Linked DNA regions of Mus musculus: region 2 is linked to region 1. The links are chromatin loops, found by intact Hi-C in ENCODE. Cell type or tissue: gastrocnemius. All regions are shown on one strand. Region 1 overlaps Gm36876 (a long non-coding RNA gene). Region 2 overlaps Cep112 (centrosomal protein 112).

Region 1 (5,000 bases):
ATTCATTAGCAAGAAGATGTTATAAATGGAGTCTTCTTAAATGGGCTTATGACTTTCAGGCTCAAAGGTAGAGCAAATCAGGGCCAATCCAGGGTAAGAGTGAGGATGCCTCTTTGAGGATGTTGGGAACAAAAAATACTGTTTCTTCCTGTCACTTGTGTATCAGGGGTTCCTGCTGAGTTCTGTAGGGCACTTAGGAATAGGAGAGCACTTTTAAATATCCCACTTGAGGGATGGTAAGATGGCTCTGTGGGTAAAGTCACTTGCTGCCAACCCTGATTGATTACCCAAGTTTAATCACCAAAACCTACATGGTGGGAAGAGAGAAACAAGTTCCAAGAGTTTTCCTCTGACCTACACATACACGGTGTGTTGTTCATGCACACATATACACAGGCACAATTTGAATGATGTAAACAACTTTTTAAATATCCCGTTAGTTCTCTTCTAATGCAGTTGGGTGTTTCCCAGCTTGCTGCTGCTGCTGCTGCTGCTGCTGCTGCTTCTCCTGCTCCTGCTCCTGCCCCTGCCCCCGCCCCCGCCCCCGCCCCCCCGCTCCCGCTCCTGCTCCAGCTATCACCCTAAGTCAGCCCTGCTTAACCTGGCAAGCATGTTGCACCAGGGACTGAAATTGTCTTTGTCTGGGGATAACTGTGCTTTATAATGTGTTGAGCAATACTCTTGGTCCCTATTTACCTTAGGACAGTAGCAACCCTTTACCCATGACAATCAAAGATGTCTTCATCATGTGTGTCCAACTTATGGGTCTTATGAAGCTACATGCAGCCTTGCTCAGGTATGAAACTAAGCATAAAACATAGTCATAAATTTTGGTCTTATGATAGCTCTTTCAACTGATTCATGCAGTTCTTAGGAGTGACATTCTGTCGATGACAACATTGCACTGTGATGTCCCCAGGTTGGACACAGGCTAGGGAGATGATGACTCAGTCTAAGAAGAAATCAGCTTGCCAGCTCCAGGAGCAGAATTCTCTGCCCAGAACCCATGCTTCAAAAGCTGGATGTGTTGGCATGAATCTGTAACCCCCACTCTGGGGAGACGGAGACACATGTATTCCTTGAGTCTTTTACTGAGTTGTAGGCCAGTGGAAAACGCTGCTCAGAAGAAAGAAAAGAAGAACAGTGTGTGAGGAACAATATCCAAGGTTGACCTGCACATGGACAAGCACAGATGTGCTCTCTCTCTCTCTCTCTCTCTCTCTCTCTCACACACACACACACACACACACACACACACAGAGAGAGAGAGAGAGAGAGAGAGAGAGAGAGAGAGAGAGAGAGAGAAGGTTTGATGTGCCCACAAGTTAGATGTTATCAAATGTCTCTATAGACAACATTCTCCCCACCTCTGAGGCCTCTCTGATTTGAAGGGCAGAGGAGGCTAAGGAGGAGGAATGTTAATCCAAACTGACACAGCAGCGCCTCCTCACCAACAAGTTGCTATGCATGAGCTTTTGCTATGATTTCTGGGGGAACCCAACATAGGACATCCAAGTTTCTAAGTGGCTTCTCCTCTAGAGAGAAGTCACCAGAAAAGGAGGTGCCATTATGTGCTGGTCACATGGTGTGCCTTAGAGTTCTGTCAACTTGACACCATTGGAAGTCGTCAATTAAGAAAATGCCTCCATCAGACAGTCAGTGAGGCATCTTCCTGATCAGTGCTGATGTGAGAAGGGGTTCTAGCCCTGGGCAGGGGGTCTGAGGTCATACGAGAAAGCCGACTGAGCAGGCCATGGGAATCAAGACAGTAAGCAGACCTCCATGGCCTCTGCTTCAGGCCCTGCCTTGATTTTCTGCTCTCTCTCATTTCCCCTTATGATAAATTATGACTGGGACATGTAAGGGGAAATGAACCCTGTGCTGCCCACGTTTCTTTTGGTCATGGTCTTTATTACAGTGATAAAAAGCTAACTAGAACTCATGACATGCCCAGAATGTCCCTTCTTTTGGGGAGAAAAATTACCTTTTTTTTTTTTTTTTTTTTAATGTATGTGTTTTGCCTGTATGTATGTCTGGGCACCACATGGATGCAGTACTGGAAGGGGCCAGAAGAGGGCATGGGATCACCTGGGACTGATGTGAGTCACCTACCATTTGAAAATCTAACCAAAGTCCAGCAGCCCCATGTCTGTTCTCCTAAAACGTCTCTTGTATCAGTAACTATGCTGACAAACAGACAAAATATCGACAGTTTCTCTCTCTCTCTCTCTCTCTCTCTCTCTCTCTCTCTCTCTCTCTCTCTCTCTCTCTCTCTCTCTCTCTCCAGACTAACCTCCTGGCAAAGAGCCCCCTTAGAACTCAGTTGCACTTGCTCTCACTAACCTCGCAGCCTATCTGGGCCCCAGAAAAACTTCCAAGACATTGCAATGCAGTGGACAACACTGTCATGTGTTGACTCTGTGTATAGAGTCAGCGCAGGTCATTGTCTTATTTTTTGCCTTTCCAGCTACATCAGTTAGCTAGAATGAGGTTCATGAATGATAACAAGTGATAAAAACCTATGAAAGGATTCTGTCACTTTACTGTGATTTGCCCAGCTGACACCGACCAGCGCTGACCAGAACGCTATGTAGTAACAATGACCGGAAACAATTGGACAATCCGTCTGTTTGCAGAGGCAGGATGTGTGTGTTTCAGCCAATACAGGATGTCAGCCAGGCACTGAACATAGCTCTAAGTCAGAAGAGCAACCCGAAAGGGAGGATCTTTAGTCAGGCATGGATCACCTTGCACCTTACTGGGCCCCAGGAAGTAATGCCCTCTCAGGTCTCAGGTCTCTTCAGACACCTCATCTCAGCTTTGATAGTATCTTGTAATTCTTTCATTCTCCGGGAATATCCCTTCCCCTCCTCTTCTTCCCCCTCCTCCTCCTCCTTCCTCCTCCTCCCCCCTTCCTCCTGCTCCTCTTCCTCCTGCTCCTCTTCCTCCTGCTCCTCCTTCTCTTCCTCTTCCCTGTTGCCCATGCCACCTAAGAAAAACCTCAGAATCTCCAGGCTCCTGTCCCTGCTCCTGTTTTGGTAAAAGACAACGGTAGGGAAATCTCTTTGCTCTTCGTTTCTTTTGATCTGTAAGCTACCAATGCTATTTCACAATAAATGAAGAAGAAAATCACCCTTCCTGCTTGTCCCCACTTGCCTCCAGACATCCAAAAGTTGAAGCTTAGGAGCCAGGGAGAAAGCTTAGCCAGATCTGAGTTCAATCTGAGCTCAAAGCCAACACAAAACAGATCTGCGCACTGGGCTTTGGTAGCACACTTGCAATCCGCATGCTGTGCAGGAGAAGACAGTACATCCTGGGGGCTGTCTAGTCTAATTCGTGAACTCTGGGCTGACGGGAGTTGAAGAAATAAGGCAGATGACACCTGAGGTTGTCCTCTGACCTACACGCACCACGTGCATACCTCTACATATGTATGCCCACATACACATGTACATACACACACTCACACAGAACTCAATGTTAACAAAATGGATGCTGTTTCCAGTGTCAAAGAGAGCAAATGCCCTAAGGCCATGGGGCCAGGGTCTTCTGCTTTCTCCTTCTTTCCCCACATTCTCAATGCCTCCCTATTCTTGCACATTTCTTTTGTGAGTAGAGCCACTTCCCCACCACCTGACAGCAGCCTGCTGGCCACAGCTGGTTGGTTTAGGAGTATCCCTCCTCTGAACACTCTGAATTCCTCTGTCAGAAACTACGAACTGTAAGTATCCACTTCCTGGTACAACAACACACATCCTGTTTGTTTGGCGACTACATTTACACTCTGTCTGCCTGTGACCTCTATATCATCTATCTACAGATCCATCTATCATATATAATATATATATATATATATATATCCATTATCCGTTTGCCATCTAATCACCTATTGCCTATGATCTATCATCCACCTATCTATCTATCTATCTATCTATCTATCTATCTATCTATTATCTAATCTATCTACCTATCCACCCATCTACCTACCTACCTATCTACCTACTATTATCTATCTATCTATCTATCTATCTATCTATCTATCTATCTATCTATCTCTCTATCTATCCATCTATCTATCTATCTATCTCCCTATCTATCTGTCTGTCTGTCTATCTATCTATCTATCTATCTACCTATCTATCTATCTATCTATCTATCTCCCTATCTATCTATCTCCCTATCTATCTATCTATCTATCTACCTACCTATCTATCTATCTATCTATCTCCCTATCTATCTATCTATCTATCTATCTATCTATCTGTCTGTCTGTCTATCTATCTACCTATCATCTATCTACCAATCATCTGTCTATCTATCTATCTATCTATCTATCTATCTATCTACCTACTTATCATCTATCTACCTACTTATCATCTATCTATCTATCTATCTATCTATCTATCTATCTAATCTATCTATCTACCTATCCACCCATCTACCTACCTACCTATCTACATACTATTATCTATCTATCTATCTATCTCCCTATCATCTATCATCTATCTATCTATCTATCTATCTATCTATCTATCTATCTATCTATCTATCTACCTATCATCTATCTACCTATCATCTGTCTATCTATCTATCTATCTATCTATCTATCTATCTATCTACTTATCATCTATCTACCTATCATCTATCTATCTATCTATCTATCTATCTATCTATCTATCTATCTACCTATCTATCTACCAAGCAGCTTATATGAATTAATTTAATCTGCATAGCACTTCTGAGACGGAGCTAGGGCTGCCCCCTCCCTCCACCCAAGTCATACAAATGGGAACATAAGTGAAGAGAGAAGTTACAGCCAAGGACACAGAGCTGGCAAGAGACAGAGCTATAACAGACAGTGTTACTTTGAGGAGATAAAAATCAGCAGATGAAAAGGTGGAATCAGGCTCTTGTCACCTTCAAGTCACCCTTGTGTGAGCCACTTAGCTTTGCTGGGTGCCGGTTTCTTGACTAGAAAAAGGATAAGGTTAGTTGAGATC
Region 2 (5,000 bases), 580 kb after region 1:
CAAAAACAGTCTCTATGCCACATACTGAAATTCTTCTGCACTGAAATCTCATAGGCCGGGTCTGCAGAGTTTGAATCACTCTCATCACACAGTCTCCCATATTCTTTTTAGGATAGACCATTAAGCCCTACTTAAAGGATTCCACTGTTTTCTAAAGCTAAAGTCCCAGAATCCCCATTCTTCCAAGCAAAAGCATGATCAGGCCTATCATAGCAATACCCCACTCCTGGTACTAATTTTGGTCTTAAAATTTTACTGCTGTGAACAGACACCATAACCAAGGCAACTCTTACAAGGATATTTAATTGGGGCTGGCTTACAGCTCCAGAGGTTCAGTCCACTAGGCAGGAGCATGGCAGCATCCAGGCAGGCATGGTACAGACAGAGCTGAGAGGCTGAGAGTTCTACATCTTCATCTGGAGGCTGCTACCAGAATACTAGCTTCCAAGCAGCTAGGATGAGGGTCTTATAGCCCATACCCACAGTGACATACCTACTCCAACGGGACCACACTTCCTAATATGCCACTCCCTGGGTCAAGCATATACAAACCATGACAGTAGCAAAGAGAAAAATCATCAAGATAGGAGGAGCCTGTTGTTAAAATACATTTCAGCAAAAGGGGGAGGAAATGAAGGAAAGAAATGAAGGCTAAAGATAACTAAAATCTCAGTATTTACAAATATAAAACTGTCAAAAGATGCTTAGCAAAGTCAGAATATAACCTGGTTCCATAAATATATTTCTTGTTCCCTATGTTAAAACAGCTTAAAATACAAAGTACCTTTGACACACCTTTAAATTAGCATGTTTCATTTTTGCTCTGGCTTACAATTCCCAGTTGCCTTAAAATTAAAGCTTGTAATACATGTGTAAGTATAGCTGCTTTTTCAATTGTTATAGAAAAAATTTTTAAAAAACAATATCTTAATGGAAGAAGCTTGTTTATAAGAAAAAACAATGTTATAAAGCTTTTTTCATTAAAAAAGAAGCAAAAGAAAAATATGACAAAATCTGACTTAGTTGGGGAACCTAATGCATGAGCACATTTCACAGCTGTTCTGTCTCAGGGACTAGTTACTGCCACTTGCCTGCACTGGTAAATCCTCAGCATGACATTTAGCTTATTCATAGTGAGAACTAATGAGAAGTGATTTGATGATTACGGGACAGTTTTCACTACTTGTTATCATAGCACGCTTATAGCAAGAGCTAAACAAGATACCATCAAAGGTGTAGTCAAATATCAAAGTATTCATATTTATTCAATACCAGTTGTTTTTTTCTCAAATAAATTAACGAAAGGCTGTCTTTTTGTTAGGGACAGGTTCTCAGAAGGCAGAGAATGACCAGTGAAGAGCAACACGGCACTGCTCTTGGGTGATCATCAACATAGGGGACATCCAAGAACAGCACAGAAGCAGACAAAAGGTCTCCCCTCACCTAGCCAGCTCTTATCACAGAACCCAGTCCTAGAACTCATGCCCCCACACTCTACCTGGACAGAAAAGATGGCAGCAGTTCTCCACACAGCTCAAGCTCTGTGATGGCTCAGCAGAAGACCCAGGTCTACAACTGCAGTGTCCGTCATAGTGATCACTGGTCTCATACAGCCATTTATAGCTACCAGAATGCAAAATTTTATAGTTCTCAGCCTTTTGGACAAAATTAAGCACAGAATGCAAAGTCAAGCTCCTCAACCTCATTTCAAGTGAGTAACAGCCATGGTGAGAAACACACACTGCATTGGAAACACAGCTACAGAACGTTACCACTCTTACCAAAACAAAACGTCTATTGGCCACAGCTACAATCAAATGTATCATTGCCCAAACACTGGTGGCACTCTTAGATGACTATTCCTTTATCAATAATACATAAGAGCCTCCACTATGTGAATCCTAGTCACACTCATGCCAACAGTCATAGATTCTCTAAGAAAAAGGGTACTTACTAGCTTCCTGCCAAGTCCCTACTCCCAAATCAGGCGACAGAGTATTTATAGTATGTCATCTCACATAGAATGGAGTTTGACAAAGAAAAATATTCCACTGCTATTTTGGGGTAACAAAGACTAAAAAACCAAATTAATAATCTTCAAATAAACAAAACAAAACAAAAATGTTCAAATAGATTAGGCAACAAAGCATGTTTTCATTGTACTCGAGCGCCCTCTGCTGGATGTGCTGGTAACCTGCATGTGCAAAGGAAATTCTAGCTACACTGGGAGACCTTTTTAAAGGGCACAGAGAATATCAGCTTTCTACCACAATACATTCCTGAAAACCACATATGAAGAGGATCATTGTAAAGCAAAGCACATTTTCCATAAAGACAAACTATGACTATATTCCTCATTCCAAACTAAAAGCTACCATCAAATAGGCTATGGAAAACCCTCATGAAAGCAAACACACAAAAACTATAGTCCCTTGTAATCTTTTAAAGCAGGGTAATTATTCTCCGAGTCCTTTCTTATAAGCATGAATACATATATAATTTAGCTGACCCAATAAAAGTTAAAAGATAAGTTCCAATTGATATAAAATTAGCCTAAATTTGATACGTTGAAATGTATGCATATCATGTTTCAACAAAGCTACAAGTTTTAAATAATCTAGACTCCTTATAAAATGATACATAAAGATATCTAAAGAAATACATTTTCCCCAATAAACTGAAGTCATCTACAATAGGCAGAAGTGATGTTCTTCCTCCATTGACCATCCATTCAGAGGCCAGATTTTAATAAACTTGAATCCCCTTCAGTCTCTGCCTTAGGGTTACAACTGTGATGAAACAAAACACCATAACCAAAGAAATGTGCTCAGCAAAGGGTTTATTCTATTCAGCTCACACTTTCAAATCACTGTTCATCATCAAAGGCAGTCATAACAGAAACTCAAACAGGTCAGGGACCTGGAGGCAGGAGCTGATGTAGAAGCTATGGATGGATGCTGCTCACTGGCTTACTTCCCCTGGCTTTCGAAGCCTGCTTCCTTATAGAATCCAGGACCACAAGGCCAGGAATGGCATCACCCACAATAGGCCGGGCCATCTCCCATCAATCACTAATTAAGAAAACGTCCTAATATAGCAGCATTTTCTCAATTGAGATGTTCTCCTTTCAGAAGACTTTAGCTTGTGTCAAGTTGATATAAAACTATATATCCAGCGCACCCTCTAACTCTTCTTGTACAGCTTTTAATTGAAAACTTTAAATAATGTAATAATATTTTTATCAAGTGAATTACCTTCACACAGGTATAAAGTATTTTATTCTAAAAAGCGAAGTAGTAAGGCTGAGGGGATAGTTTAGTTGGTAAATTTCACACTGTACAAATACAATAGTTTGATGGTGCATCCCAACCACCACACTAAAAACCTGGAGAAACAACACTGAAATCCCAAGGTTTTGGAAGCAGAAGCAGACAGATCTCAGCATCTTACTCGCCAGCCAGCCTAGCCAAGCAGTGAGCTCCAGGCTCAGCAAGAGACCCTACTTTAGTGAGAAACCCTGTCTCAAAACATAAAGTAGAAAGGGACTGAGAAAGACAGCATCCACCTCTGGCCTCCACATGCACAAACCCACACATGCACATAAACATGTGCATACATCCACACACACATACAAAGCCAGCAAAAGTAATGACCAATGTTTAATTAAACTCTCCAATAAAAAAATAAATGGTATTAAATAGGTATTCTTTCCATCTTGTTCTATCTCCGATTCCAAGTGTACCTTGGAGACAAACTATCAGATAACATCATATTTCACTGAATAATACTCTTTTTTTATAAAGCTTCAAAATCTCTTTCATAGAATTGTAAGAATGCAACCTGTTAGCTTTATCTTCTCTTTGAGAAAGAACATGAAAAAACACAGAAATGACATGAAGTGGTGTCTACACATTCCTCCACAGCTGCACATGCAGGTACAGCACAGCGCACCACACTGTGTTCCTTGTATCCTAGAAAGTGGGACTAACGAATTCCCTTGCATAAACATGCCTACAAATCACCTCTTAAAACCTTTCCCCAGTTTGGAGGCCGGGGATGCAGAACAGTTGATGGAGTGCTGGCCTAGCATGCAGGAGGCCTTGGGTTTGATCCCCAGGAGGTGGGAGCAAGAAGATCAGAAGCTCAAATTCATTCTCAGCTACTTAGCAAGATCAAGGCCAATCCTTGACACATGAGCTCCTGTTTCAAAAACAAACAAAATAAGAACCACAGCAACCTCTTTTGATAGTGTGCAGTTACAAACAGAACCCCCCCCCCACCAGTGTCAATTTACTTTAGTGGAGAATACAAGCAGGCTTCTAGAAGCTGAAAACAGTTGATGACTAGTAGATTTGAGACTCCTTAGGAAGGACAGTCAAACTATGACAAGTGAGTCCTTGAATGAACTGGGACAATGGCCACCATGCCACCAACGGGAGTAGCCACAGCTGATACTCAGTAATTCCTATGTTGTTTCACTTTATCCTGACACTGAGTTCCATACAACCTCATCTTACAACATGATGGCACTCGAGTTTAGAGAAATTAAGTAATTCACCTGAGGACAGTTGGCTGCCAAGTTATCAGAAGTAGGATTTGAACCAAGGCAAACCAGAAAACAACTAAGGACAAAGGAATTTGTCCAGATTTCTGGGGTGGCACCAGTAAATCACAGACAAAGGGCTGAAGAGGTGGCTCAGTAGTTAAGAGCACAGGCTCTTCCAAAGGACACAAGTTCAATTCCCAGAACCTACATAGCAGCTCTTAACCACATATAACTATAATCCCTGGGAATCTGACTGGGGACCTCTTCTGGCCTCTACAGGTACTGCATGCACACTGCACATAAGATATGCATACAAGCAAAACACCCATTCACATATTACCTGAACACTAATTTTTTTAAAAAAACAAATTTTCTATGATTTCTACCTAAGCTATTTGTAGATAAGGGTATCCTAGAAACACAACCCATTCCAATACCAGTCACTGCTGAGGAA

What was found. Peaks named below come from ENCODE experiments on the same cell type or tissue, not always from the same donor. Only the 100,000 strongest peaks of a DNase experiment are listed, where the experiment ranks them.
Region 2: it touches region 1 in a loop (8-fold over the local background); 23 of 42 quality-filtered maps call a loop at or near these places.

What each region holds. Positions count from the first base shown.
Region 1 is chr11:109,027,717-109,032,716 of GRCm38, reverse strand. All of the region lies in intron 3 of Gm36876 (a long non-coding RNA gene), which reads right to left. Among named protein-coding and RNA genes, the nearest start is that of Gm24149, 37 kb to the left of the region's middle. In gastrocnemius, a CTCF peak has its summit at 2,053 (motif pointing right); a DNase peak (open chromatin) is centred at 2,070.
Region 2 is chr11:108,447,159-108,452,158 of GRCm38, reverse strand. The region is part of intron 4 of Cep112 (centrosomal protein 112); the gene reads right to left. Among named protein-coding and RNA genes, the nearest start is that of Cep112, 24 kb to the right of the region's middle. In gastrocnemius, a CTCF peak has its summit at 4,816 (motif pointing left); DNase peaks (open chromatin) are centred at 2,172 and 4,812.